Regions from separate parts of the Homo sapiens genome. Here all the other regions are linked to region 1. The links are chromatin loops, found by intact Hi-C in ENCODE. Cell type or tissue: ascending aorta. All regions are shown on one strand. Region 1 holds the start of NOX4 (NADPH oxidase 4). Region 2 has its middle 96 kb from the start of TRIM77. Region 3 overlaps NOX4 (NADPH oxidase 4). Region 4 overlaps NOX4 (NADPH oxidase 4).

The links. Peaks named below come from ENCODE experiments on the same cell type or tissue, not always from the same donor. Only the 100,000 strongest peaks of a DNase experiment are listed, where the experiment ranks them.
Region 2: it touches region 1 in a loop (8-fold over the local background); 7 of 110 quality-filtered maps call a loop at or near these places.
Region 3: a loop joins it to region 1, with 2.5 times the contacts of the local background. A loop is called at or near these places in 4 of 110 quality-filtered maps.
Region 4: a loop joins it to region 1, with 2.9 times the contacts of the local background. A loop is called at or near these places in 3 of 110 quality-filtered maps.

The regions. Positions count from the first base shown.
Region 1 is chr11:89,487,917-89,495,916 of GRCh38, forward strand. It overlaps NOX4 (NADPH oxidase 4), which reads right to left and starts at 3,459. Exons shown (of 18, transcript NM_016931.5): 1 at 3,274-3,459; 2 at 2,542-2,637. The coding sequence starts at 3,330. RefSeq lists enhancers at 3,004-3,710, 3,711-4,417. In ascending aorta, no CTCF peak of the experiment used is centred here; a DNase peak (open chromatin) is centred at 3,575; H3K4me3 peaks cover 4,270 bases; H3K27ac peaks cover 7,509 bases.
Region 2 is chr11:89,609,969-89,617,968 of GRCh38, forward strand. No RefSeq gene overlaps it. Among named protein-coding and RNA genes, the nearest start is that of TRIM77, 96 kb to the right of the region's middle. RefSeq lists a silencer at 4,573-4,867. In ascending aorta, CTCF peaks have their summits at 4,690 and 7,253 (motif pointing left); no DNase peak of the experiment used is centred here; H3K4me3 peaks cover 852 bases.
Region 3 is chr11:89,376,992-89,384,991 of GRCh38, forward strand. The region is part of intron 11 of NOX4 (NADPH oxidase 4); the gene reads right to left. Among named protein-coding and RNA genes, the nearest start is that of NOX4, 110 kb to the right of the region's middle. In ascending aorta, no CTCF peak of the experiment used is centred here; a DNase peak (open chromatin) is centred at 4,330; H3K4me3 peaks cover 324 bases; H3K27ac peaks cover 7,418 bases.
Region 4 is chr11:89,338,864-89,346,863 of GRCh38, forward strand. NOX4 (NADPH oxidase 4) reads right to left here. Exons shown (of 18, transcript NM_016931.5): 14 at 3,211-3,330; 15 at 1,200-1,308. Among named protein-coding and RNA genes, the nearest start is that of NOX4, 150 kb to the right of the region's middle. In ascending aorta, no CTCF peak of the experiment used is centred here; a DNase peak (open chromatin) is centred at 4,198; H3K27ac peaks cover 6,603 bases.

The DNA.
Region 1 (8,000 bases):
ACTACTTCATAGATAGTAAAACTGTAGAAGGAGTTTCTTTTCCAATAAAAGGTAATATACAGACTGAAAATACCTATTCCAAAATAGCTTAGATAAATTAATGACTGGAAAATTCATAACAGATAATTACTGAGAAGTTTATAAGTCATATTTTATCTCTCAGCATGTAGAAAGACCATTCCTGTCCACAGTGACTCTTGGTAAAATGGAGAATACTTACCAGATAGCTCAAATATCAACTCACTATAATTATACTTGTGTGTTCTTAAAAACTAATTTATAACAACCTCTCCTTTCTTGAATCTGTTTCTTATCCTTTATGCTCCTAGTCTTCCATTTGGTCCTTTTATCATTTTTTTTCTTCATTCCCTTGATCAATATTTATTGAGCCCTATGTGTCAGCAGTCCTTGAAGCTCATTACCCTGTCTGTTATTCAAGCAGAAGCAGTGAAGTGGGATGGAAGTAGAGAGGTGAAACATAGTTTAAATGTTTTCCAAATTTGTTGGTTTATGTTTCTGTGCATATGTGATCTTAATCATATCTGACTTACCACCAAATTAAATTTGAAATTCAGTTATACAGTATCCAAGTTCATGAAAATTAATGAGTTGGTTTCCAAATAATTATTTTTTTAAGAAATAAGATGTTATTTTAGCTTATACTATCTCACAAAGCTAAAATCCAAAGTTCAGTTATGGCTTTCTAGGTTATTGCAATAAATTTCCAGTTCTTAGATTTTTATATTAATACAAATACCTCGTGATCCAGAGCAAATTTTACCATTCTATATCTAAAGAGTTTTCTCCAAGTTGTTCATCAAGTTATGTAATAGATGAGATAAAGCTTCCACTGAAAAACGTCCTATTCATTAAGTTACACCTAATGGGGAAATACTAGAAAACAAAACCAAAAAGTTATCAGACCTCATGTGTTTATTAGAAGAAACCTTTTCTTGTTTATTGAATTATAATTATTTATTTGTTGGTTTTTCCATTATATTGTAAGCAACTTGAGGGGCGAGGTGAGGTCTTACTCTCTGGGTGCCCATCTGAAATGTATAGGTTTCAAGACAGTTCCTGGATTGGATGGATGAAAGAAATAAATGAAATGGGTTTAGCTTTACAGACTATTTTTTTCAACCCATTGGCTTAAAACCTAGAAGTTAAACTTTATAAAGTGTGTGATCAACAGATTATGATATTACTTTGTTGTATAAAAAATTAATTAATTAATTCAACTGCAACTTGTTGCAGGCTTAATATGTGCCAATCACTAGTCTGGGTACTGAGAATTACAGATAAATAAGATCTCTCCATGTAAAACATAGAAGGGAGAGCTGGTTCCACTGAATTTGTCTGAGCTCGTCTTAATTTTAAGTAGTCATTAAACCATGAAAAAAAATAAAAAAGCAAAATGTGTTTTTTTCTGCACCCCCCCACTCACCAAAATGCAAAATCTATTTTTTCAGGTTCCCTAAGTTTTTGCAGGGTTTTACACTTTTTGCTTGTTGCTTAGAAAATGCAATCTCAGCCGGGCATGGTGGCTCACGCCTGTAATTTCAGCACTGTGGGAGGCTGAGGCAGGCGGATCACTTGAGGTCAGGAGTTCTAGACCAGCCTGACCAACATGGTGAAACCTTGTGTCTACTAAAAATACAAAAATTAGCCAGGTGTGCTGGTGCGTGCCTGTAGTCCCAGCTACTCAGAAGGCTGAGGCAGGAGAATTGCTTGAACCAGGCAATCAGAGGTTGCAGTGAGCTGAGATCACTCCACTGCACTCCAGCCTGGGCATCGCAGCAAGACTCTGTCTCAAAAAAAAAAAAAGAAAGAAAGAAAGAAAGAAAAAGAAAACGCAATCTCCTTGTGCAAAGTAATATGCCTTCAGTGACACTATCTTCTGTTAAGCAGTCAAATAAGAAGGAGATGGAACAGAAGAATGAAATCAGAAACATCATAGAAAAGAAAGAAAAATATTAACATAAAATAAATCAGAAAAAAGTTTTGCCCAGTATCTTTCTCATATTATAGTAGAATACTGGAATATCATCAGCCACTAACCCAAAGCAAGCACTGAGAACTGCCCAGAAATGAATAACCCCATTAGACCCATATTTTGTGAGAGTTGTCAGTAAAAACAAACAGTGCAGAAATCCTCTGGATAAGCTCATGAGCAGGCTAAAAGCACTGATAAGTATATACTAAAAGCTTGTTATTGGTTGATCCTCCTAGTGAATCAGATCCTTCAGGGTACTTAGCAGCTGGCAATAAGTAGCAATTTTTTTAAGGCACCAATAACCTGGTCTGGCAGGTTCATTCGTTTCACTTCAGCAGATATTACCTTTGGTTCTTGAGAGAGTCAATCTTTTTAACTTGTACAAGTGTAAATGATAAATCAGGAAAATGTGACCACTTTAGAGAACAACAAAGGTTTTCAAAGTGAAGAGTGCACATTTCTTTAATGAATGGAACTGACCAAACCTGTAGCAATGTCTGCCAGTGTTAAACCCATTCCACCAGATTATCCAAGTTCACCTTACTTACCCCCAACATCTGGTGGAGGTAGTGATACTCTGGCCCTTGGTTATACAGCAAGAAGGTTTTCCAGAAAAGCAGGACATTCATGGAGAGCCAGATGAACTAAACCAATCAGACATGAGAGACAGAAAACAAAAATTGAAAATAATTATTACCTGATGAATAGAAACCACAGGTAAATTCTTCGACACAGTGCTTTCAATGGAACCTAAATCAGTAACTGCAGAAAGCATTTTCAATTAACCAGCAAGCTGAAAACCACTCAGAGGAAAACAAATCTGACTTTACCCAGCCCTTTCACCTGAGACTAAGCATTTGGGTTGCAAATAGGTTTCCTAAATGATTTACAGCTATCCCCTGCCGTACAAAATGAGATTAAGAAATTAATGACATCACCATACCCCAAGCAAACAGAAGTAATCTGGGAAAAGAACAAAGGGAGCAAAAATGTTTAAAGGGTAAAAAGAAAAGCTGTATTCACGGAAAATGACCTCTTCCCTCTTCCTCCACATCTCTCCCATCAATGTGCAGAAAAATTCTCATGCATTTGGGGGACAGGCGAGGGGGTGGGAGGGGGAGTGTTCATTGTTATCTCCAGCATAAAGTTTTGTAAGTTGAGAATGTTCGAATTAAGACAAAACTTCCACTTCCAGCTTCCCACCCGTGCACGCTCAGAGAATGAATCAAAATCACTGCAGGACAGAGAGAACGCAAGGAGAGCCTAGCCCGCCATCCTACCAGGCAGAGGTGTTTAACCCCTTCGTTGGCGAGCCAGCTCCTCCAGGACACAGCCATGCCGCCGGCCCCGCCGCGCTGCGCTCTGTGCCCGCCGGACCGAGAAGGAGCGGGCGGCGGCCGGGGCAGCGGTTACAGTTGTGCGGCCTGCCGGGCCGCTGAGCGAGGACCGAGGGTCAAAGACTGAGTGGAAGCCCGAAGGCCCGGCGCCGAGCCAGCCCGGGCGGGGTCTGCTACCCAGAGCCGGGTTTTCCGGGCGCCCTGACTCCCACCCGCACCGGGTCAGCTCTGCCCACTCAGCTGCCCAGACGCCCAGCGCTCTGAGCGCGCGGCCCAGGCTGCACCAGTCTGCTCCGCCGCGCCGGCCCCTTTGTCTAGGGGCGAGCCTGTTGTTGTGGCTGCTGCTGTTCAGGATGTCCCGGGTGGGAACTTGGAGGCGTCCCCCGCAGCCTCTACCCAGGCCTGCCAGGCTCCAAAATACTGGCAAACATGTGAACAATGCTACTCATACTAAAAGTGGGGACCCTCGCCGCCCCCTTGTACACACACACACACACACACACACACACACACACACACAAGAAGACACAGCTCTTTTAGACTGATTGTTTTCCCCCAAAAAAGTTCATCTCAAAGAGCCTTGGTAACGAAATTTGAGCCGGAAACAGCCTTTTGTGTGCTAGTTCACGTTTCTCCCACCCTTCCTCAGCAAATTATCCCACTCCCAAACTAAAGCCCCCCTGACAGCCTTACCTAAGGCTTCCCACCAGCCGCCAGTTTCTTTATCCCCTTGCCCGCCCATCCCATACTGATAAAAAGGTTTTAAGACATTACTGAATAAGAAGAACCCAGGGAATTAATGGTTAAAGCTGATGTAATTCTTAGGGGCTCTAGGTTAGGTTCACTCTATTCGGGAATCTTTTTGTTTTAATACCTAGTCTGTTTGTAAGTAATAGGAATCCTCTCAATCTTGTACCAGAGGTCCAGTGAAGAGTGAGAAGTGTGTGGAGTTGACCCAGGTACCTATTCGACACTGCAACAAATCAGTATTAGAAAAGAGAGAGAAAAAAATGTCATTCATGTAGAAAAAAATCTGATGCAAAATAGATATCCAATAAAGGTTTGTTAAACCAATAACTTTTCTAGATTTAACAACTAATGAGAGACAGAAAAGTTTACTACTAGTTGCTTAATCGAATGGCTTTTAAACTCTTAAAATAAAAAATCTTACAACACAGGCCATAGGATATAATTAAAACTAAAATTTCAAAAAATACTACTACTCTCACTACATGCAATATACTTATTCCAATTAATTTAATGAACTGATTAATGATTGCAGTCCTCAGTTTTAAAAATCAAAATGAATTCATATCAAGTCCCTGTTAGACTTCACACAATTTTCTAATAGCCTGTTTTTCCTGTTTCATGCATGACCAAATCCAGAAAGCTGTCCTAAATCTTTCTGAAGTTAGAGAGCATATTGTTTATAAATAATACTATGTTCTTTCTGACCATGTGACACCTAAAGGATCAGGGAAAGAGCACACGAAAAACCCAAGGGGTCTCTCCACTGGAAGGAAGTCAAATTCTGGGATGCACTGGTGCTCCTAAGCTTTAATTTCAATAGATGGGGGCAGGAGGTTCATTGGCAGAATAGGTTCTTGTCATGAGTTGAGAAGCGTGAAACAATTCAAGAATAGTAAAATAAGAGACCATTTTTAAAAGCTTAGAGACTTTCAGAACAGCAAAAATAACAAAAAGACAAAAGGTTTAAAAAATGGCTCCAACTCTTAATAATGTACCTACTAAGTCCCAGGCTCTGTCTTTGCTACTTCATATACAAAATCTCACTCCATTCTCATAGTAGCCCTCCATGTGCGTGTTAGCACTCTCACTTTAAAGATGAGAAACGGACTGCCGGGCGCGGTGGCTCACGCCTGTAATCCCAACACTTTGGGAGGCCGAGGCGGGTGGATCACGGAGTCAGGAGATGGAGGCCATCCTGGCCAACATGGTGAAACCCCGTCTCTACTAAAAATACAAAAATTAGCCGGGCGTGGTGGCAGGCGCCTGTAGTCCCAGCTATTCAGGAGGCTGAGGCAGAAGAATTGCTTGAACCTGGGAGGCAGAGGTTGCGGTGAGCCAAGATCGCACCACTGCACCCAACCCAGCCTGTGCGACAGAGCAAGACTCTATCTCAAAAAAAAAAAAGAGATGAGAAACGGAAGCTAAAAGAGATGAAGAAATTTGCTTGAGGTAATGAAACTGGGTTTGCTTCCAATTAAAACAACCTATAATCAGTTACTTTTGTAAAATTATTTTGTAAAATGATGGAATGCTTATATAAATGTTGGTTATTACTTATGGCTATTATTTCATAACTCTGTAAGAGGGGACTGAGATCTGTTTATGTTGCTTTACCAGGAAACAGTACTCCAAGCCATCCCCAAGGGACAGAGCTAGTGTCCTGTTACGCAGGAACTCTCATTAATGAGATTGTTTGCAATACAATTTTCTCTAAGCCAGATTGTTTTATTATTATTATTATTATTATTATTATTATTATTATTATTATTTTAGATGGAGTTTTGCTCTTGTTGCCCAGGCTGGAGTGCAATGTCGTAATCTCGGCTGACTGTAACCTCCACCTCCTGGGTTCAAGCAATTCTCTCACCTCAGCCTCCCAAGTAGAGTAGCTGGGATCACAGGCATGTGCCAACCCGCCCAGCTAATTTGTGTATTTTTAGTAGAGACGGGGTTTCACCACATTGGCCAGGCTGCTTTTGAACTCCTGACCTCAGGTGATCCACCAGCCTCGGCCTCCCTAACTGCTGGGATTACAGGCGTGAGCCACCGTGCCTGGCCAACCAGATTGTTTAATGACATAGTTGCTGTATTTCCCAAACTAGGAAAGGCCATTCTTGAAAGTAATGGGGAGAGAGTTCTGTAGCTACATCAGTATTTTAAATATTATAAGAAAATTCACACTTTCTCCAGGAACAGACTTTACAATAAAAACTCAAATGACAGATACCTTTGATTTTTGGCTGAAATAATGGTAAGCTAGTAGTATAACACTGATCTTCCTATGTTAATTATAAAACCTATTGGCAGTTAGAACTGTTCTTAACCTATTATATATTACTTAAACACAGAAACTTTTTTGTAGACAGTGTTTTTCAAAATATGAAATGCACTGGGGAAATACAATACTCTTTCTACATAATCATTACTGCATTTTCCACAAATTAATTTAATTATACGTATGTGTGTGTCTAATTCTCCTACTCAACTGAACTTCTTAAGGACAAAAATCCTGTCTTACTCCATTTTTATTCTAGGACTTAGCACATAGCTTGACACATAGTAGGAATTTACACAACGTTTATTAGATGAAGGAATAGTGGTTAAGTATATCATCTTTCTTTCCGTGCCTTTCTCAAATCCCAATTTCTCAAGCATAACTCTCCAGTAATATAAAAATAGTTTCTGCTCAGCTTGACAATTAATGACCAGAAAAGGTAAAGAAACGGGGCAAGAACCCCTTAAAATGGATGTTACCAACCCCACAGGTTAAACGATAGGAATTTAAGACAAGTGGGCCCTTCTGTTAGTTTCCTATGGCTGTGCTAACAAATCACTACAGATGTCATGGGCTAAAACAACAGAAATTTATCGTCTCACAGTTCTGAATGTCAGAAGTCTGAAATCAGTATTATTGGTTCAAAATCAAGGTGTTCACCAGATCACAATATTTTCTTTTCTTCTTTTGAGACAGGATCTCGCTGTGTCACCCAAGCTGGAGTGGAGTGGTGCAATCATGGCTCACTGCAGCCTTGACCACCCAAGCTCAGGTGATCTTCTCTCCTTAGCCTCCAGTGTAGCTGGGACTACAGGTGCACACCACCACGCCTGGTTCATTTTTAGTTAGTTTGCTTTTTGTTTGTTTGGTTTTGTTTTTTGTTTTTGTAGAGACGAGATTTTGCCATTTTGCCCAGGCTGGTATCAAACTCCTGGGTTCAAGTGATCCACCAGACTCAGCCTCCCAAAGTCCTGGGATTACATGCATGAGCCACTGCAACTAATGCACCATCTTTTCTGATGTGCTAAAGAGAATCTGTTCCTTGTCTCTTCCAGATTCCAGTGGCTGCTGACATTCTTTGATTTGTGGCTGTATCACTCTAATCTCTGCCTCGGTGGTCACATTGCCTCCTCCTCTTCAATCTGTGTGTGTGTCAAATCACCCTCTGCCTCTCTCTTACCAGGACACTTTTGATTGTATTCAGGGCTCACCCAGATAATCCAGGATAATATCCCTATGCAGGATACTTAAATTTAATCACTTCTGCAAAGTCCCTTTTTCCTTATAAAGTAACTTTACAAGTTCCTGAGATTAGGATATGTTATCTTTAGGTGGCTATTATTTAGCCTAGGATAGCACCTAATTAACCTAGATCATATTAATTTTCTTTCTCTGATTGGATATGCTAGCCTTAGAATAAGACTTCTGGAGAAATTTACCTTAAAGAATAAATGTTTGGGACTCCTAGTTAGCATTTCCCTCAAGAAGTCAAAAATTATAGACCAGGAAACATGCCTGATAGAATTCAGTAAGATTTCTTAACCATTGTAATTTGATATAGTTTACCATTTTTGTTATTTCATGTCTAATTACCAGGAGGGATTAGTATTAAAATTCAATGTAAAAAGAGCCTGTGTGTTTTTTC
Region 2 (8,000 bases), 120 kb after region 1:
TCATTTGAGGGCCAATCCCAGCTTCTAGAGGCCACCTACATTCCTTTGCTTATTGCCCCTTTATTCGTCATCAAAGTCAGTTACAGTGGGTCCTGACCTTCTCGTGCTTTGGATCTCTCCTGCATCTTCTTCTGTCACATCTCAGATGAACTGTTCTAGTTTACTCTTCCACTTTTAAGGGCTCATGTGAATAGATTGGACCCACTCAGATAACCCAGGATAAGCTGTGTGTTTTAATGTACATCGCCTTAATTTGTAAATTTTTTGTCATGTTACGTATCTATAGGTTTCAGGGATTAGGGTGTGAACATCTTTGGGAGCCATTATTCTGCCTACCACAACAACTTACAGAGTTATGTGAGGAGATGTGAAATGCCTATGTGGCTGGCATGGAGTAAACTCTCAATAAACAAAGTTCATGTCTGGAGTTTGGAAAAAGACACTGAATAATAAGTGCTGGAATCATCAGTAGGGCTTCATGGAAAAGAGGGACTGAGTTTTGAAGGAAGGAAAGGACTCAGTAAAGGAAAGGACAGAAAAGAGGCTATTATGTCATGTAAATAATATAAACAAAAGAACAAATGCTTCAAGTTGTAGCAGCAAGACACAGGCCTTGATAAAAAATTGAACTGAATTCAAATGCTCACGCACTTGTTATGAGGTTTGTTATCTTAGACATTTAAATATATCTCTCTGGGTCTCAGTTTTCCTGTTTTTATTATTTTTTTCTTATCCATTGAATGTCTATATTCTAGAAGAAAAGCAAGGCATTTTCACATCCTCTTTCTGGCCCCTCAGTTTGACTAGTTACTGTAAACTCACATTGGCTTCACAACCATATCCGTAGTTATTCCAGAAGGCTAAGCAGATTCATCTGTAATCTGCTCATGTCTTTCTAAAATGTTGAAGTGAATAGTTCTGCAAGATTCATGAGCCTATGAAGAGAAGGTCCAGAGTGGCAGTCTCCAAACTTCTTTGATGCTTCACCCATCAGAGAAAATTTTGGAAAATGTATTTCTGATACATGAATAATGAATATGTGTTAATCTATTATATTAAATATTATACTACATTAAATGATAATTATCTTATATAAAAATAGAAGTGTTAATATTTTTATTTTACATTGTAATTTATTGTTTTGCTTATATAGTCTCTAAAGTGATTTTGGAACAGCAGTCTTCCTAAATCCAGTTCAGAATGCCAGCGTGTACTTTCTGACCAATCTGTCTCTATCATATCACACATGCTCTTTGTTCATAACCTGATATATAATCCTTTCTTTTTTATTTGGTCAAAGAACTATTCCAACATGGACCTAAAAAGGGTATGTTTGGTTTCATGGTAAAAGACTGAACTGAGGTGCCTTCTATTTAATGGTGCATAAAGAACTATGCAGATCAACAGATTTTTTTTTTCAAACAGCCCAAAGCTGCTTCTGATCAAAAATTCAGTGAAACTTGTTCAGGAAACCCTGGAGATTAGAAAGGAAGGCAGAGTAAGATCAGTTCTGTGTGCATTTTCCCAGAGGCAACCCCATCTGGCTAAAGCACCTGGGTCTCAGTCCCCAGAAACTGCCAGGTGGCCTGCCAATGTAGAGAAGAGAGTCCTTGGGAAGTTCCACCTGTGCCTTTTTCTTCTATGGGAGTCATTCTATGGGTTCAAGCTTCTTTTCTGAGGACAATACTGCATCCTGCCTCCATTGCTTCTTGTCCCCCTTTGTCATGACGGAGTATGCCTCTGACTTTGATATTAGGATTGGATCCTTCCCTGAATCTCCCTCAAATAGCACTTACTTCTCCAATTTAAAATCTAAAACTTGCCCTATGCATACCTTCCCTCCCTCATTACAATACTAGTTCATAGGGTTTGATTTTGTAGAGCTTTGTTAAAGAAGTTTAGATTTAATAATTTTAAATGAGTCATTGATTATTTTGTTCTGATAAGTCAATATTTTAAGATGATGTTCTTGTTCATGGATTCAATGAGCATAAAATTTGTGGCTGGAATTGATTGGGAGCAGATAGAAGGACTCAGAGTTGTACTAGCCAATAATCCAGCCATGGTGTGATGGGATATTCACACGGCTCCCCCTGCCTATGTCCTTTTTTGGAATGAGAAAAGAAAAAGTTGTATCAGTGGTTTACAATATTTATGGTAGCTATCGGCAATGCACATTGAATGAGCAAACTGCTAGATGCTATTCTTCACTCAATGTGCTCGCTTAAGCAAATAATAAGAAAAATATATTTGAAAAGGGAAGACAAAGTTTGATCATAAATATATTCTTTCTGAACTTCTGCTTTCTGGTCATGTAATTCACTTTGGGGATTACAAAGGAAAAGTGAAAGTAGAGTCAAATTATTAAGTAATGCGTTATTAAGGAAGTCAGATGTGTCAGGTTGGGGATGTTCTGGCACAAAGTTAAAAAATAACTTATGTCCTGGTCCTGGTGCTGGTACCAATTGACTGTGTGATATTTGGCAAAACGCTTAGGTCTATAATTTTTTCAGCTATAAAAAAAGATATTCAATAATAAAAACTTTAAGATTTCTTCTTGTTCTAAAATTCTATGATTATAAAATACATAAATAATGGCTGAATTTAGAGAAAATTCATTCTTTCCTCTTTTATTCAAGCATTATCCATCATTCTTCAACCATTGTCAATTTTTCATGTGTACTTATATTTTATTAATCTATTGCACATGTGAACCTATCTCAAAGCCTGTTTAAGAGGAAGCAGCATATGAATAAATATTTACTATATGGTATTTAACTGTAATACAGAATAAATAAAACCAAATATAATAATAACCATTATTTCTTAGTAAAATGCATATGATCAAAATTACATTTTTTTGGAGTTGTAATATTGCAATGTTTTGAAAGCAATAAGATATTTTCACACTGAGGAAGCCAAGTTCAGTTGTTTGTTGATAATTTGAGGAAGTGCACATATAAGTCACATATAGAAGGCACCATTAACTTCTCTGGTGAAGAAAGGCATTAGTATGGGGAATTCAAAAACAATTACATTATATCTTACTCTGAATGGAGTTTACAAAATTATGCTTAAACATGTCAATGTCTAGTGTCTTAAGGACTAACGATACTTCAAATTACATAATGGGATTCCAATCCAGTTTAGTTTCACATGCAACCAGAGCTCTGAAGAGAATGAAAATTATCACCTCTAATTCCAAGCAAAACTGACTTCCTTATTTCTTCAAGTTTACTTTCTCTAAGCAATTAATATTTTCATTTAAATAACACTTTCTGTGGATTAGAGAAAGCTTGGTGTCAGAGACTTGTATTTAAGTTCTGACATCTTCTTTTACTAGCCATGAGACATTGAGCAAGGCCATAAATTCTTTGAACTTCAATATCATCATTTGGCAAGTAAAATTTATAATAGAGTGATAACTATACTATGTTCTTCAAAGGGATATGGCTAAGATATAACAAAATTGTTCGTGTGGAAATTATTTTGAAAACTAAGTTTATAATGACTTACCAGGGATAACATAAAACAAAATGTAACAATATAAAGAAACAAGTGACATTTGCTGAATTAATTATATTAAATACAAATGCTATGAAGTAAACTGAATTAAAACAAAACAAAACAAAATATGACTTTACCTTCAAGGATGACATGATCTGCCTTTGAAAACATATAGGCAAGAACAACTAATATTCTTCAACTAACACCATAGAAGTTTGTATAAATCTCTAAAACTCTCTGCAGCTCAGTTTTCCTTAGCTATAAAGAGTGAGTATTGGTTTGGTAGTCCCCATGTTTTCTGGAAGTCCTTAACGTATTATTTGAGGAGACTATTTGGAAGAAAGCTGACATTTTTAAAAAGATTTGGCATTAATGTAAGAAAATGTTGTAGTATATCTTAATTGCAGAAACAAGAATTGAAAAGAACAATAGTATCTTTAAATCATATCAATCTCTAAGAATAGTGAGTAGAATGATTGACTAAATAACCTACAAATGAATAACACTCGATAGTGACTTGGATGTTTATGATAACCATGACAACAAAACACCATGTTGCTAACCTATTAAGAGTTTCTTTAAAAATGTAAAGTACTGTGAGCCATCATGAAAAACTGCTAGGTTTTCAATTAAACTCTCAACTTTGGCATGTGTGCTTCATAAGACCATAAAATGGGCACTGTACTTTGCACGGTGCCATGTGATACTGTTTTCAGTAACCAGAGCACTAAAATTCTGCAAGTAGCATCAGTCCTAGGCTGTCAGGCAGAACAAGGCACGGGTGCTTCATCTTGAGGGAGTGGAACTCTGCATTTTTCAAATCAAGTCTGTAATAAAAATGATCCCTTAGACCATATAGTGCTATATATATCTATATCTATATAATCTCATATGATGCTGCCAAGTAGGTACAATAGGTAGAATTCTCCAATTGTATAGATGAGGGAAAACAACACATGTGACTGAGGTTATGTAGCAAATAAATGACAGAGCCAGAACTAGACCTTGTATTTTTTAACCTACAGTCTAATCTTGTGTTCTGTATGCTTGTTTGTTTTCCTGCTCCAGACTTGTCAACAATAATTATGGCTATTATTTTCCGAGCACTTAACTACGTGTCAGGCACGATGCCGAGTTTTTCAGATACTCCCTTTCTTGTAATCAATTTTTTGTCTTTGCTGCCCCCTCTGTCAGAAAGAAAAAAAAAACTCATTGTATTTAATAAGCAAGGAAACTGAAGCTTGGGTAGAAGAAACACAGCACCTTGACGATGGTCACATAGCTACCAAGAGGTAGAGCCTGGACCCACAGTCATGTCTGCCTGTCTTCAGCTTTTCCTATCCCCTCACTTGGGCAGCTTGTATATCTCTGGCAGCTGCCATCTCAGAAGTTTCTTCCTCAAGAGGTTGTGTTTCCTTGAAACAAAAAGCAGTTTGACTTAGAAATATCAAGACAGTGCAATGAAAGACCTTGCACTATTGCCCTTTTAGGGTCTATGATATCTAAGATTGGAGTGTGATATTATTTTATGTGACCTATACATGCTGAGTTTAAATCTCATGCCAGTCATTTTGGAGCTGAGCTCTCTATAAGGCAGTTTTTCTCAATTTCTACACTACTAAACATACTCAGTAACTGTGGATAGGGTTCTATGCATATCTACCTTCGGTCTTCCTCTTGTTTCACATGCTCAGAAGGATTTTTCTCCTGAACATTGACAAATATTATTTTAAAACTTTCACACAATTCAGGATGCTCAAATATATTTCTCATTGTATTTGAGCATCTTAGAAACTAAGATACTCTTGAAAAACATTAATTCCATCTTCCACTACAAGTGCTTATTCCGCCCCTTCTTTCTTTTTCCTTCCTACCTTCTTTCCTCCCTCCCACCATTCCTTTCTTCATTCCTGCCTTCCATTCTTCCATGTAATAATAATTCAGTGTGGCTGCTAATCATGAATGTGATCTTTGAGAACTCACTGTTTAGCTGAGGCAAGAGCCCATGTAGGTGTTAAACAACTAACATGTAAGAGTAACAATGTGTCACAGAACATACATAATGTATATTTTAATGTCAACTCACAGAGATCATAAAGAACAATTTCCTAAGAAACACCTGAACTGACTCCAGTAGAACCAAAATACATAAAGAAGGAAGGGGAGAGGAGAAAATTTTGTAAATTTCAAAGAGAAATCAATAGATTAATGTTAATTCAGTCTCACCTCCCAGCAAATCATTCTACTCTGTTGCTAAGCAGTAAGTACAGACCATATGCACTTCTCCAGTCTAATATGTAGTCTCAAACCTCTTTTTCTTTGCCTCTGCTGTCCCCTCTGCCTGGAATAGACTCCCAACCTCCCATGCAAACCCTCCTGACTATTTTTGAAGGTCAGCTCAAGGGTAAGTCTATACCATCCTCTAGCCTCTCACAGTGTGTTGCACACAACTCCACTGTAACGGTCACCACTTTGCTGTGTAAATGCTTGTTCCTGCTCTCTCTGTGCCATACTGTGTTATCTGCTGTTTCAATCCCAGAACATCAACAGTGTGGAGCATTTAGTAAATACTCAAGATATGTTTCAGGATTAGATAATTCTATAAAAGCCTGTGTCAACTTGTTCTATATAATAATTTGGGTATTAGGATAGTGCCTGTAAGTGTTAAAGGCTCCATGTAATTCAGACTGTTCTCAAAAATATTTACTCTGTGGTTCGACTCTGAGTAAAATAATGACAAAGAAAATGGCTGAGAATACGAGAACCCACACTATGGAAGGAACTACATGCAATGAAAATAGCTAACTGAAACATAAATATGCACAGAAAGAGATAAATGAGGCATTCATACAACAACAGTGTCTGAGTCTACCACAAGTGGGTTATGATTACAGGACGCTGTGGAGCAGCATGAATAAAAGATTAAGTGGTGCATATTTTAGGTAGGTGGATGGGTGAACATTGCAGAGAACTGGTTTTAAAAAAAAGCAAGAATATTCAGATTAGGTATTCAGAAATACCTAATATAAATAATTCATTTTCCTCTGAGAGTGAAACCCAAAAATGACAGTCACTAAAAGTATATTTACATGACACCTTAAACAAATTTTGTGTAATGTTTTTATAATAAAAAAATGAAGCAATCTCTAGATGGAAAAGGTATTTCACACAATGTGTACCACCAATATACAGAGACTGTGTAGAAGTGAGAGTGACCATAAAGGTTTCCCCACTTCATGGTAGGTCAAAACCTAGCAGAGACTGTGTTTAGAATAAAATAGAGTATGCAATAGGTACTCATTATTCTCACTTATGCTGACTTTCCAAATCATCCCTGGTAGTAAAGACCTCTGGCTACTTTCCAAGAAATTAGCAAAAGAAGGGAATAGAATCACTGGATGTTAGAGCTTGAAGATTTTGAGGTTCTTTTGCCACCCTTATTTTCAGATGAGGATATCTTTCACAGGCCAGAAAAGTAAAGAAATCTACCAGGTGGTCAATTATTCTAAAATGACAGAACTGGGGCTAAAATCCAGGATTCTCGATTCCCAGTCCAGTGCTCTTTCTTACACACTAAGCCATGCCAAAATCCACTCTAAAATAAAACCCTAAATCTACTAGCCTTAACATTTATAAGGTGTTTCCACAAGGACATAGGTTTTGCTCCATGCCTCATGTGAGGTCTTTGTTTCCTTCTTGTTTAAAGAAAGAGTGACCTGGACAACAGTCTCATAGTGACATCTGGTGACTAAGTCAGGGTAATACAAAACATAAGAAGAAGACAAATAAAGTATCAATGTGCTTTTGTTTGTTAAGATTTAGGTAGGACAATTAAATCCAAAACTTAGAGGACACATTGTAATTCCTAAAGATTGTGTTTCATGGTTCCCTTCTTCTTTAATATGTCTACAAACAAGGTGATGTTTTATATTAATTCTCTTTTTGTAATAACAGTGAATTATTGCCAATCTTGTGGCATCTGAGTCTACATAAGCTATTCAACAAAGATTTATGAGAACCTACTATGTGACAGAAGCAGTTGTAGCTCCTGGGGACACAAAGCCTAGTTGTGGAATTAACCCAATACAGCAAACTATGAAATAATGTGATAAGAGCTAGAGTTAAGATATACATAAAATATGCTGAGGAAAGAGTGACTGACTGACTGGTAAGTCATAAATGCCTTAGAGAAAATGAGACCTTTTTAACTTAGCCTTTAAAAGTTATTAGGAGTCCACCTGACTTAAAAAAACAAAAATTCTCAATTCATTCTCTCAAATGCAACAAAAAGCATCCAAAATAAAAATATATTTTTATTAAAATTCATTCTATGAGTGTGATTGTCAGTGACATTGCTTCATTATTGATTAGCTTAGTCCCTGTAAAGAAAAATTATATGTTGCTGTTTCTGGTCAATAACACAGGTAGAGAATACCTAGTATCCTCAATATCTTCTATTTCCTATTTCAATTTCTGGTACAGAGGTCTGGGGA
Region 3 (8,000 bases), 110 kb before region 1:
AGGTTGCAGTGAGCTGAGATCGCACCACTGCAGTCCAGCCTGGGCGACACAGTGAGATTCTGTCTCAAAATAAATAAATAAATACACGCATAAAAAATAAAAAGACAGATATTTGTGCTTTTTTTCTCATTGAAGAGATTTATATAATCAAATTTTAGGAATACTAACTTGGGAAGTATAATTGAAGACAGAGAAAACAAGAACTCTTACAATCATTTCATACACATCTATGCTTTAAAATTTATCACAAGCCTTTGCTATGATAATAATTTTAAGTATTTTGAAATTTTAATTTAACTGTAAACATGAAAATGTTGCTGAATCTATCTAGTTCCTTTGACATAAAGTTTGGATCATGTCGACCTTAATATAAATTCTAGAATACACATTCACCTAAGTCTAAGGATAAGAAAAATAAAAAGTGACAATCTGACTGTAACAACAGATCTGGAGAAATACGTATTTTAATATCCTGGAGAAAATATAACCTTTACCTTCCAATTATTTCTTCAATATGGCATTGGGTTTTTAATGTGCACAAATGACTAATAATTTTATAACAGTCCCACAAAATATAAAAAGATATTTGTAACTTGTCATATGTTTGGGAATTAAATGTAAAAATGATGTAACTGCACATTATTTTTAAATAAATATGAATTTATTCAATATAAAAAATTACAAGCTGCATTTTTTGTTTGTAAAGAAGCGCCTTTTAATAAAAATCAAAAATGATTCCAAAATAGCAACTTTTCAAAAACTAAATGTGTTAAACCTGAGAAAGTGATCACATAATATGATGTTCTTTAATCATTTTTGTTGTCTTTATTTTAACCCTTTCTTCCCAAGTTCTTAGTTTCATATTTTCTACTGCATGTTAGACATTTATACCTGAAATTCACTCTAAATTTACTATATCTAAAATTACTATTATCCTATTAATACTTCCAAAACTATCTTCTCCTAATTCCCATATATCTGGAAATAGAACCTACATCCTTCTCAGAGACTCAAATCTCTCTGATACCACTTATTTCTCTTGCCAGCATTCAATCACCTTTCATTTCTTTCCAACAGGCTTCCCAAAGAAAATGTCTGATCACAGCAATCTCCTATGGATTAACCTTTTGTGTCACCCTGTGAAAAACCACCCATATTCTTTCTGTCCTATTGCCTATGGCCAAGCACATCTGTTTCAAATTCTTTCTGGCTTTATATTCCATGTTTCTCCTTTTTTTACTCTAATTGAGCTAAACGAATACTTATCAACCAATACATTTTCTCGTCCCTTCATCTTCACACATGCTAGCCTACTCATTTAGAGTGACTTCCTTTCCATTTCTTAGGTTGAATCCCAGTAACTGTTCAAGGCTTATCTTAAAGCCATCATTTCATAAAGATATCCTAATTTTTCTTGCCAAGAAAATTCTCACTCCCCTGAACCCTTAAATTATTAGTACGACTCTTATGCTCCTTATTACAGTCTAGCCCTTTATTTTTACATGATTTTTCTATATTAATAAACTGTAAATGTCTTGAGATCAAGAACTATTTCTAAATCAGTATTATATATTCCACAGCACCTTACACATAGAAGGTATCAGTTGAATAAATATTATAATATCAATGGAATAGTAAATACTGGAAGAAAAATATAGGAGAAAAATATAGGAAGAAAAATATGGGAGAATTAACCTCCTATAAAAATATAGGAGAATAAAAACGTCAAAGGTGGGCAGCTCTTCGAGAATTTATTTATTCACTCAAGAAATATTTATTTAGTGTCCAAAATACTCCAGAGACTATTATGCTAGGAGCTCATGCAATTTCACAAGTGAAGATTGCTCTAAATGTCTGAGAGGAGATCACGCGGAGCACCGAATCTCCCACAATTAATGCAACATCATGACAGTAAACATTTTGACAAATTAAAACTTTAATGCTTTTGCATTTGTATGAAAGAAAAAAGTGTTTAATTGTATATTTGAATGAAAAATATATTCAATATTAAAAAGAAAGATTCTGGAAGAATATGCAAGTGGAATTTTTATTAACTTGGATTGAACGTGTGCATTTATCTCAGGTCCCTTAGGCAAACAGAATACTAAAATAACAATTTAGAGATATAAAAATAGATGCCACAATGGCAAAAATAACATGGGGAGTGATAAGAATAATAAAGAGATGTCAACACATTTTTGAAAAGTGACAAGTGGATGAGGTAGCCATTTAGGAACTGACTAAACAAAACATATGAAACCAAAGTCTCATTGCCTTCAAACAGAGATTACCTTGAGAAGTAAGCCCATCTTTTGATCACAACACTGGAAAAACCCAGGTCTCAGTGTAATAGGAGGAAGTTAGAGTTGGGGCTCATCATTAAAAAAAAAAAAATCTGTTTGTGTCTGTATATGGGGTAATTTTATCCCCAGATTCACTTTGCTCTGATCACCAGCCATGTAACTACTACTCCACAAACCCAAAGACAAGGAGACGTGAAACACAAAGCCTCTATGTATAGAAATAACTGGTCGTGGAAGGCAGGGCTGAGATGCCAGTCATTTGCTCAATAAATATTTAATGAAAGCACTCTAAGTGTCATCTCAAAATAACACTTCCTAAGTGGAGTTGCACAAATTTCCATCAGAACCTCCTCTCCAACCCCAACCTTCCCTATCTCAGTTAATGAAATTCCAGTTGCTCGGACCAAAAACTCTGGGGTCAGCCTTGACTTCACTTCCTTTCACATTATATACAATCCATGGAATACATTTTGTTAACTCTAACTTTAAAATATATTCAGAATATGACCACTTCTCACCATTTCCACTATCACCACCCTGGTCAAAATCATCATCATACTTCGACTAGATGACTGCAACAGCTCCTAACTGGACCCCCTGTTTCTGCACTTGCTTCCCCTCATCTACTCTTAACACAGCAGCCAGAGTGATCCTGTTGAAAAGTAAGCCATATCATGTCATTTCTCCATTCACACTCTCCCACAACTCCTTTATCAATCAAAGTAAAAGCCAAAGGCCTAAATGTTCTGGATATATGAGCCTGAATTACAGAGTTAAAATCTGGGCTAGGAATATAAACTTGGGACATGAAGCATATGGATGTATCAACAAGATGAGAGAGACTACCAGAGAAATGTGTACAGCTAGAGAGAAAGAGAGGTTGAAGAAATGAACACTGGTATGTTGTAATACTTAGAGCTTGTGGGGATGATAAGGAACAACAAAAATAGACTGAGTAAAAATAGCCAGAAAATGTGGAGAAAAACAGGTAAGTGGAAAAAAGTGTTTCAGTAAAGTGAATGATCAGCTGTATTAAGAGCTGCTTATTGGTCAAACCCATTGAAGAGTGAGAACTGAACAATAACATGGTCACTGCTGAACCTGGACATTTTTAGTAGTGTGCTTAAATCAACAATCAAAAGATGGTTGATTTAAGAGAATGAGAGGAAAGGAACTGGATTGCTGAGAGAGGGAGCAGTAGCTAGAAGGGATGTGAGTCAGGAAAGAAACTTTCATTGATCATTTCCTTTTGGTACTTAGGTAAAAACAGGCACCCAAAAATAAGGATTGAATAAATTAAGCTCAATATTCAATAGATTTACCCTAAATACACTAACCTTCTAAAGTTCATACTTATCATGTAGACTCTTATTAGACACTAAGGGAATATTTTTATTTCCCTTGGAAAAAAGCCAAACTAGAGCAGTTAGATGATGTTTACATCTCAAGAAACTCAGATGTCCTATTAATTTTTCATGAACATTAATCATCTTCTCAGGAAATTTTCACCACTTTGCTTCATCTATGGTTAAGATAACATTGTCACCATGCTAACCTATCATGTATCCCAGCTGATTTTTGACAAGCAATAAAATTATGAAAACATAGAGCAAAACAATTTTTAAGATTTAAATAGTTGAGAGCAAGACCAGAGATCAAAACTGCTGCAGATGTCCTGGTTTCATTTAAACCCACTAAATTAAATAAACAATAGCAACAAAATGTTGCCAGTCTTTGTGAGATCCATAGCCATTCTTGCCTGGTTTTCTTTGAAAACGGGAAAAACTATTCCTGGAAAAACTCTTCCCAAAGTGACTGGTTAAAAGATTAAAAACACAAAGTAGAAAAATGATGGCTAGTGCAGGCATGCTATGTAAAAGTACAGACAATAACAAACTAACAGCTAGACATGCCTCTGACTCATGGAAAAATATGTGAAATCAGGTTATTCAAGCTTAAAAACAATGAATCACACAAGTTAGAATACAGATGTCAGGAAAGCATGTTTGTGTCAGGCCTCCGAGCCCAAGCCTGCACGTATACATCCAGATGGCCTGAAGTAACTGAAGAGTCACAAAAGAAGAGAAAATGGCCGGTTCCTGCCTTTGATGACATTACCTTGTGAAATTCCTTCTCCTGGCCCAAAAGCTCCCCCACTGAGCACTTTGTGACCCCCATCCCTGCCTGCCAGAGAACAACCCCCTTTAACTGTAATTTTCCATTACCTACACAAATCCTATAAAATGGACCCAAACCTATCTCCCTACCTTGGCTCTCTTTTCAGACTCAGCCCATCTGCACCCAGGTGATTAAAAAGCTTTATTGCTTAGCTTAAGCAAAGCCTGTTTGGTGGTCTTTTCACGCTGACATGAGTGAAATTTGGTGCTGTGATTTGGATCGGGGGGACCTCCCTTGGGAGATCAATCCCCTGTCCTCCTGCTCTTTGCTCCATGAGAAAGATCCACCTACAACCTCTGGTCCTCAGACCAACCAGCCCAAGGAACATCACCAATTTTAAATCGGGTAAGCAGGCTCTTTTTACTCTTCTCCAGCCTCTCTCACTATCCTTCAACCTCTTTCTCCTTTCAATCTTGGTGCCACCCTTGGGTCTCTCTCTTCTCTTAATTTCTGTTCCTTTCCTTTTCTGGTAGAGACAGAAGAGATGCATTTTATCCGTGAACCCAAAACTCCGGCACCAGTCACGGACTCGGCAAGACAGTTTTCCCTTGGTGTTTAATCACTGTGGGGACACCTGTCTGATTATTCACCCACGTTTCAGAGGTGTCTGATCACCGCAGGGACTCCTGCCTTGATCCTTCACCTTAGTGGCAAGTACCACTTTCCTGAGGGGGGAGGGCAGGTACCCCCCACCCCTTCTCTCCGTGTCCCTACCCTTTCTTTTCTCTGGGCTTGCCTTCTTCACTATGGGCAACCTTCCACCCTTCATTCCTCCTTCTTCTCCCTTGGCCTGTGTTCCAAGAACTTAAAGCCTCTTCAACTCACACCTGACCTAAAACCTAAATGCCTTATTTTCTTCTGCAATGCCACTTGACCCCAATACAAACTCGACAATAGTTCCAAATAGCCAGAAAACACTCTCAATTTCTCCATTGTACAAGATCTAGATAATTTTTGTCGTAAAATGGGCAAATGGTCTGAGGTGCCTGACATCCAGGCATTCTTTTACACATTGGTCCCTCCCTAGTCTCTGTTCCCAATGCGACTCATCCCAAATCCTTCCTTCCCTCCCACCTGTCCCCTCAGTCCCAACCCCAAGTGTTGCTGAGTCTTTTCAATCTTCCTTTTCTACCGACCCATCTGACTTCTCCCCTCCTCCCAAGACTGCTCCTCCTCAGGTCACTCCCTGCCAGGCTGAATCAGGCTCCAAATCTTCCTCAGACTCCACTCCCCCACCCTATAATTCTTCTGTCACCTCCCCTGTTCACACCCAGTCTGGCTTACAGTTTTGTTCTGTGACTAGCCCTCCCCCACCTGCCCAATAATTTCCTCTTAAAAAGGTGGCTGGAGCTAAAGGCATAGTCAAGGTTAATGCTCCTTTTTCTTTATCCAACCTCTCCCAAATCAGTTAGCATTTAGGCTCTTTTTCATCAAATATAAAAACCCAGCCCAGTTCATGGCCCATTTGGCCACAATTCTTAGACCCTTTACCGCCCTAGACCCAGAGGGGCCAGAAGGTCATCTTATTCTCAATATGCATTTTATCACCCAGTCAGCTCCTAACATTAAAAAAAAGCTTCAAAAATTAGAATCGGGCCCTGAAACCCCACAACAGGAATTAATCAACCTCGCCTTCAAGATGTTCAATAACAGAGGAGTTGCAATTACTTGCCTGTGCTGTAAGAGAAACCCCAGCCACATTTGCAGCACACAAGAACTTCAAAACGCCTAAGCCACAGCGGTCTGGGATTCCTTAAGGACCTCCTCCCTCAGGATCTTGCTTCAAGTGCCAGAAATCTGGCCACTGGGCCAAGGAATGCCTGCAGCCCAGGATTCCTCCTAAGCCATGTCCCATCTATGCGGGACCCCGTTGGAAATCAAACTGTCCAACTTGCCCAGCAGCTACTCCCAGAGCCCCTGGAACTCTGGCCCAAGGCCCTCTGACTGACTCCTTCCCAGGTCTTCTCGGCTTAGTGACTGAAGACTAATGCTGCCCGATCGCCTCTGAAGCCTCCTGGACCATCACAGACACTTTGGGTAACTCTTACAGTGGAAAGTAAGTCCATCCCCTTCTTAATCAATACGGAGGCTACCCACTCCACATTACCTTCTTTTCAAGGGCATGTTTCCCTTGCCTCCATAACTGTTGTGGGTATTGACAGCCAGGCTTCGAAACCTCTTAAAACTCCCCAACTCTGATGCCAACTTGGACAACATTCTTTTATGCACTCCTTTTAAGTTATCCCCACCTGCCCAGCTCCCTTATTAGGATGAGACATTTTTACTAAATTATCTGCTTCCCTGACTATTCCTAGGCTATAGCCACACCTCACTGCCACCCTTTTCTCCAGTTCAAAGCCTCCTTTACATCCTCCCCTTGTATCTCTCCACCTTAATCCACAAGTATAGGATAACTCTACTCCCTCCTTGGGGACTGATCATGCACCCCTTACCATCCCATTAAAACCTAATCACCTTTAACCCACTCAACACCAATATCCCATCCCACAGCAGGCTTTAAAAGGATTAAGGCCTGTAATCACTCGCCTGTTACAGCATGGCCTTTTAAAGCCTATAAACTCTCCTTACAATTCCCCATTTTACCTGTCCAAAAACCAGACAAGTCTTACAAGTTAGTTCAGGATCTGTGCGTTATCAACCAAATTGTTTTGCCTATCCACCCCATGGTGCCAAACCCATATACTCTCCTATCTGCAATACCTCCCTCCACAACCCCTCTACAACCCATTATTCTGTTTTGGATCTCAAACATGCTTTCTTTACTATTCCTTTGCACCCTTCATCCCAGCCTCTCTTCGTTTTCACTTGGACTGACCCTGACACCCATCAGGCTCAGCAAATTACCTGGGCTGTACTGCCACAAGGCTTCACGGACAGCCCCCATTACTTCCGTCAAGCCTAAATTTCTTCCTCATCCATTACCTATCTCAGCATAATTCTTCATGAAAACACACATGCTCTCCCAGCTGATCATGTCTGGCTAATCTCCCAAACCCCAACCACTTCTACAAAACAACAACTCCTTTCCTTCCTAGGCATGGTTGGCTACTTCTGCCTTTGGATACCTACTTTTACCATCCTGACTAAACCATTATATAAACTCACCAAAGCAAATCTAGGTGACCCCATAGATCCTAAATCCTTTCTCCACTCCCCTTTCCATTCCTTAAAAAACATCCCTAAAGCTGCTCCCACACTAGCTCTCCCTAACTCATCCCAACCATTTTTCATTACACACAGCCAAAGTACAGGGCTGTGCAGTCAGAATTCTTACACAAGAGCTGGGACCGCACCCTGTAGCCTTTCTGTCCAAACAACTTGACCTTACTGTTTTAGGCTGGCCCCCGCATTATTTCAGATACCACACCTGACCCCCATGACTGTATCTCTCTGATCCACCTGACATTCACTCCATTTCCCCATATTTTCTTCTTTCCTCTTCCTCACGCTGATCACACTTGGTTTATCGATGGCAGTTCCACCAGGCCTAATTGCCAC
Region 4 (8,000 bases), 150 kb before region 1:
CTACTGTTTACGCTGCTTTACTCCTACTTTCCCTTCCTTCTTTGTCCTAACCTGAATCTCAGAACCTGATGCTGGATGTATTTATTGGTTGTTGTCTATCTTGCCCCCTTAGAATGTAAACCACATGAGATCAGAAACTTGGTTTTATTTTGCCACCTGATGAGTTTTCAGATCCTAGAATAGTTTCAGATTGATAGTAAGCAGTTAATAAATATACACTGAATGATAGAATGACTGACTGAATGAGTGAATGCATGCACAAAGAGGTATATATAATGATATCCATTTCAGCATTCTTTGTAATAAAAAAGTATCTAACATTAGAGAATTGTTCAGTAAACTAGATAAATCTATACAATGAAATACTCTAAAAGAATCTGGTGGGTCTATCATCTCTAACTGTTGGCACAGGGAAAAACAGTGAAGTAGTTCTAGATGCACTAATACCAAAAAATAGTCAAGACACAGTAATCAATTAATAAAGGAATTTGCATAAACAATATAAATAGTATGATATAATTTATAGAACACTTAAGAGTTACCTCTGTTTACATAGATTAGGTAGGGAAGGTAGTAAGAGAGGATTTTACTTTATCAGAATTGTTTGAAATATTTGTAGCAAGGATACATATGTGTATCACTTGTATAGTGTGAATAAAGATAAATAGGTCAAATGTTACACGTAGGATAGGAAAAGATTCCTGCTTTATCTCTGCAAAAAATAAAACACAAAATTTGGGATTGTTGAGATTTGTATAGTATACCAAAAAGTCTGGTGATTTGCAGTATTAAAGATGGCAATCAAGGGTAAGTGCTATCAGAACAGAGGATGGAAGGTGTTACAGCAGGAGCCTTCTGGTATTTCCCTCCATTGTCTTCCCTCATCACCTTTAGCCATATGCATACATTTCTATGTGAAACACCCTATGTTAAAACATAGAAATGAATGTTTCCATGTTAAAATATATTAGATATATATGCATACTCACAAATATCCATATCTGAAAAGATGTGTGTCTAATTGCTAACAGATATTATCTCTGATTTTTTATGTTTAAGAGACTTATTTCTTTCCTTGCTACTTATCTGCATAATTTCTATGGTTTATTCTATGGCAAGCATTTATTGCTTTTGTAATATAAAAGCTATAACATTTTTAATTTGAAAAATTGCAAAACTAGAACCAACCCTAATGTTACCTTGTTATGCAACATACAGAGTAAATCTGCAAACCAACGGAAGGACTGGATATCTCTGCATACCCAAATAAAGTATAGTCTTCTAAGCTTGTATGGTTTCCAGTCATCCCTTTAAAATGAAAATAACATGATAGTGATTAGGATGGCAAACACAAATATTAAAGAATTCGTATATTTTTTAAAGTTTCCTTTTCATTAGTAAGCAACCAATAGAAATATCCAATAGAAACCAACAGAAAAATCAGTCATTTACATTCTAGCGTCTGATAGCACGAGACCTAAATGAATTTAATATGCAATATACTGACTCAAGGATACGACATACTTCATGAATTTAGGTGTTTAAGTGTTAAATGTTAAATGAATTTAAGTGTGAATAATATTCACAAGTATGCATATCATCCATTTCCAGTTGAAGGCCATAACTGAACTGGACCAGAATAATATTGGGCTCTGCATCTCAGAAAAAAAACAAGTTTTCAACTTTCAGTGAATTCTATCACAGACTGAGTAGGGCTCCAAAGGTCATTCAGTCTTGCCCTGGCTTTTTGGCAAAATGAGCCAAAACCATTCCAGAAACTTGGTTGTTTATCCCCTCTTAAAAATCATTAAAGAAAGAGATTTCACAATCATGTATGATGTAATGCATTCCAGCAACTCATAATTCCAAGTCTGGATCCCCATTTATAAAGTAGGCTTGAGGTTAAGAAAATTTTCTTCCTTTTTCATAACATTAGGTGTCCAAATAACTTGTAATGTGTTGTCAGAAACAAACTATTTCTGGCTTAGAGCATGATCATTTTTGTAAGAACCGCCAGAAAGTACCAAATTTACATCTAGTATTTAAAACTGAAATAAAATATCATTCAAACACATCACTTAAATTTATTATTGCTTTTTTGGTTCTGCAAAAAAAATAGTAAATGGAATAGATTTGAGAATAACTTTCTACTTTCATTTTGCTTTGTGTTTTCATAAGAATATCAATCAATTAACTTTTGCTTATAATCCTGAAACTAAAATAAGTTTTAGTTTAGTATTTCCTGGTCAGACAATTTCACCTTTTTTTTTTTTTTTTTTGGCAGAGTCTCGCTCTGTCACCGAGACTGGAGTGCAGTGGCGCCATCTCCCCTCACTGCAACCCCCACCTCCCAGGTTCAAGAGATTCTCATGCCTCAGCCTCTGGAGTAGCTGGGATTACAGGCATGCAAAACCACGCCTGGTTGATTTTTATATTGTTAGTAGAGACAGGGTTTCACCATGTTGGCCAGGCTGGTCTTGAACTCCTGGCCTCAAGCGATCCACCCACCTCGGCCTCCCACAGTGCTGGGATTACAGGTGTGAGCCAATGTGCCCGGCCACAATTTCACCTTTGAAGTTACTTTCTTTAGTCTGTTGTAAATTTGCTAAGTAATAAATGAAGGAATGATGTGTTCAGTTGTCATCTCAGAAAAGCCTGACCATACTTCAACAATAAACCCAGCCCTTTATTTCCATATCCATTAATGTCTACCTTTTGTCATAATTCTAATATTTTCTGAAATAATTTTATTTACATTTCTCATTGCTTTCTTTTTTACTTGCCCCATTTGAATGTAAGTTTTTTAAGGGCAGGGACTCTGTTTTCATTCATTGCTGTCTTCCCAATACCTGTAAGACCTATTGGCACATGGGTGTTCAAAAATATTTGTTGACTGAATGAATGAGTAGAACCACTTACCGCTGATGAGGACATAGAAAATGAAGGATGGAGGCGAATGACTTTTAACAGAGGAAAAGGACAGAGGAGTGCATAACTGTGATATGACATCTTTCTACAAGAGAATATGCTAGCAGCCACAGACCACATGTTGAGAATCACTGAATTATTCCCCTCACCAATCAGGAAATGGAGGTCCTTGATCAACAAGTAGAATAATTCAATAAGGAATTATTTTATACTAAAAAGAGAGATATCAGAAATATTGGCAGTTCTCTATTTGGATTAACAAAATAGATCAAAATGACATACAACAGGGTGTTGAGTATTGATGCAAATGGAGTTACTCCAATGCCTCCAGCCACGCAGAGGCTGACCTCATAGTTCAGTGATTCCTCAAATGGACTTCCAAAAGGACCATCAATATACAGCCTGTAGAGCAGTCAGAAAAAGGTGGGAAAAAAATGAAAATAAGTGAAATTAATTTTCTGTACCATATAGCAAACATGCTGAATGCAATCTCTAGATTTTGTGATGGGTCAGGCCTTATTTCATGGTTTCTCATAGTGATTAGCCTAAAGGAGTAGCAAATGTTGCTTATGAAGTGTCAAGATTAAAATAAATACGTCTGTTTCTAAGTGTGTCTTTTTTGAGGAAACCATTAATTAAAAGTATAGGGTAATGTAAATATGATCATGCCAGGTAGCTAAGGACAAGTTAAAGCTCTGATCATATTAGACTATATGTCTAATATAGTCATATATTAGACTATATATGACTAAATTAAAGTAACAATTGCTTTACTGTGTCTAAATTCAATAAACATTTTTTCAATGGCTAGATCAGTACTGGAAATACTTATTTAAACATTTACTATGTGAACAGAAAAATAGCAGGAGTAAGGAAAAGAATCTAACACTGTCCCTCCTCTTGCCCTGGTTGTTCATAAGTATAAAACTTTACTTACAAACTGATAGTTCTTTAGCTGTAAAGGACAATCACAAAGGAAGCTCTGCAGCTCTAATTACTCTGCTCATGTTTATATATTCAAGTGTGTGTGTGTGAGACAGAGAGAGAGAGAGAGCATAGAGAAATCCTTCTTAACTGCAATAGAAATGCTAATTGTTCATATAATATTCATCCTCCCATTCTTTCTTAGTAACAGACAATTAATTTTATTCAGGGAAGCAAAAAGTCCAGCCAAAATACTACATTTCTCAGACTCCCTGCATCTGTTTTGGCTGTGTGACTATATTTTGGCCACTGCCCCCTCCTTCCTACTTGTCTGCTTTCTGAGCTACACACCCACACACACACCCTCCCCACTCCCCACAAAGCTACTCTTTGGTGTTTTGAAATAACTTTGGACAGGACGACTAGAACTCAGCGTTCTAGTCATTTACTAAGGCTGGGATTCCAGACAAATAACTTTTCCTCTCTAAACTGGATTTCTTTCATCTATAAAAGGGTCAATAAGTTGGGATGCTACAGAAAAAAAGTGTGCTAAGAATTGTAGAGGGCCACACAAATATCAGAAATACATTTTATTAACGGTATCAATGAGTGCCTACAGTATACTGACAGGCCTTCTGGGAGGCCCAGTATTGATGCAAGAAATGGGCTAAGTCCAGTATGAGCTGGGAAATGTAGGTGGGAATTTGATTTCAAGGCCCTTAGAGAATCAGTTGTTTTTCATTTGATTTTTTTTTTTTTGTACCAGGAGAGAGAAAATTTTGCTTTTCTTGGAAAAAATAAGAAGATAAAATTACTAGTATTTGATTACTTCATGACATCTACTTTTTTGAGGGAGATGGAAACGGAAACTACTTAAACCACTTTTTTTACATATTTAATCTGATTAATATGTGTGAAATACACTGCGTTTCACTTATGAGCAGTGACTTTCTCCCTATCATAGTACATGTTCTTTAAAAGAATGTTATGTTGCTATTATCATAATATATGTAACCAGATTGTAGAAATTAAAGGCAACTCTTTAAAGTCTTGCTATAACATAGTAGAGATGAAATCAACTTCATATATTTTTAAATTTCTGTTGATAACTAATGAAAAGATCCTTTATGAAGGATTGTGTATCTAAGATAATTCTAAGAATAAGAGATATCTTCCTCCCTGACCCACTCAAAAGTATATAAACATTTTTTGACATTTAAGTTTTTCCTTTGAAAGTAGAATTTATTTACATTTAAAAAAACTGATTTAAATCTTTTATTAAGGTTAATGAGTTTCAAGCTACATTTCTGTTTTATGTGGCTGAATGTGAATATACTTGTTAAAGCTTTTAACATGGTGCCTGAACATAGTAAGAACCTGATAAATATTAGATATTTAAGAATAATATAATAAATATTATATTATTATTAAAAGTAAAGGTTTGTAATTTACAACATTTAATGTTCATATAAGTGTAAATTTTTGAAAAATATTTGCCTTTTAAAATCTTCTCTGATCATCTGTCACTTTAAACAGTTCTTTTAATTAATAAAAAATTTCAAGGGTCTGGTGCAGTGGCTCACACCTGTAATCCCAGCACTTAGGGAGGCTGAGGCAGGAGGATGGCTTAGGGCCAGAATTTTGGGCCCAGCCTGAGCAACAAAATGAGACCCTTGTCTTAAGTATTAGCTGGGCACGGTGGCACATGCTTGTAATCCCAGGTACTAGGGAGGCTGAGGCAGGAGGATGGCTTGAGTCCAGGAGGTTGAGACTGCAGTGAGCTATGATCACACCACTGCACTCCTGCCTGGGTGACAGAGTAAAACTCAGTGTCCAAAAATTTTTTCTTTTTCAAGACATGCCTGAGACTCTTACCTCAGAAACCTAAAATAAGCTATATTAACAATGGATACTCTTCACCGAACATTTAATCCAAGGTTGGTACTGAATGTTCTATGTATACCTTCACTGTTAATCCACACAACAACTTTCATAGGAAAGTATAATGCCCATTTTGTTGCATTGGGAACTAAAACTCAGAAAGGTTAAATAATTTTCTTAAGGTCACACTTATATTAAGGGGGGATGACTTTTACTAAATTCATTCTGAGTCTAACTCCAAAGCTTAGTTTGTTAATAATCAGATAATAATCTTTACAATTACCAGTTATTTTGGTGAGGGGTATTATATAAAGGTAAAAACAAAAAAAGCTTCCAGGACAATTATCATCTAACAATTCTCTCTTCATGTAGGAAAAAAGTGAGTGTGATAAACTATTCCTCAGGAGAGGATGGTATGGCAGTTTTAGACCATTCTAGTCTCAGGAGATAATCATATCAATAGAAACAATAAACAAAAGGAATGAGTTTAAAAAGCCCATGATGGTTCTCCCTTGATAGCTTTCAAATTTTACTGTGTATCAGAATTTCCTGTAGGGCTTCTTAAAACACAGAATGCTAGGCCCTACCCCAAGACTTGCTGACTCAGAAGTCTGAGCATTTGTAGTTTTCACCATTCCCCCAGGAGCTACTGATGTTGCTGATAGAGCAGGTAAGGAGGATCAGGAGTGAGCTGGTACAGGTGGTGATTTTACAGAGGGTCCCCAACTTAGGATGGTTCAATTTAAATGTTTTTGACTTTATGATGGAGTGAAAGCAATATGTATTCAATAGAGACTGTACTTAAAATTTTGATTTTTGACCTTTTCCTGTACCAGTAGTATTTGGTACAATATTCTCTCATGATGCTGGGCAGCTGCCACAGCTTCCAGCCAGACACATGACCATGAGCTTAAACAACCAATACTGTACTCTACAGTGTACAGCAGCATTCAATACAGGTAGGTAATTTTTTCAATCCCTGCACCTTTCCCTCCCACATCTTGTATTCCCCAGTGTCTATTGTTTCCATCTTCATGTCTACGTGTACCCAATGTTTAGTTTTCTGTTTTTGCATGTAAACATAAATAAAAACAAATAACCTATTTTCATCTCAATAGATGCAGAAAAAGTTTTTGATAAAATCCAACATCCCTTTATGGTAAAAACCCTCAATAAACTACACATATAAGGAACATACCTCAAAATAATAAGAGCCATCTATGACAAACCCACAACCAACATGATCCTGAATTGGCAAAAGGTGGATGTGTTTCCTTTGAGAACCAGAACAAGACAAGGATGCCCACTCTCACCACTCTTATTCAACATAGCACTGGAAGTCCTAGCCAGAGCAATCAAGTAGGAGAAAGAAAGGAAAGGCATCCAAATAAGAAACAAAGTCATACTATCTCTCTTTGCTGATGATTTGCTTCTATACCTAGAAAAACCCACTCTGCCAAGAGAACTGATAAATGACTTCAGTAGTTTCAGTATACAAAGTCAATGCACAAAAATCAGCAGCATTTCCATGTACCAGTAATGTTCAAGCTGAGAGCGAAATCAAGAACTCAAGCCCACTTACAATAATTTGTAATTATTATCTAATGCAATCTCATGTTAAAAGGAACATGGTTTGAAAAAAAACCAATTTGATGTTTATCTCTTGGAATTCTGAATGATTCAGTCAAGGCCTTACAAATTAATTAATTTAAAGTCTGTAAGGATAAAAGTTCTTTGGCAAGGAGTCCCCATAAAATAATCATGCTAACAAAATTATGCTCCAATAACCATTATGAATGGATACATTTAATATAAGATTTTTAAGAAAGGAAGGACTTTAGGCTACTTTGTCGACTGACAATTTCTGCCTAAAAATAAAAAAAAAAACCCCAAATAAACAACAAAAATCCCTCAAACATAAAAACTAAAGAGTCTGAAAAGATGTATGGCAGCTGAATGCAGGATGGGGTAACAAAGAAAGAAAGATGGAGAATTACCTGTGCTTAATCTATCTCCAGAAAGTGGCTACATCCCCAACTTGTTCTGAAATTTTAGCCACCTAACCTCCAGCTATAGACTCGGCTTGGCCCTATCCTTCAACCAATTCTTATCTGAGTCGGGAATGAGTTGTGCTCTCAGTCAGCACTAAGGCTTGTTTATTGCTTGCTCATTAGTCTTGCGCTAACACAGCTTCTTGACTTAGATCTCTGAGCCAAAATCTTTACAATTTAAGCAGTGCCTCAGTTTTACAGTCCTGATGACAGGGT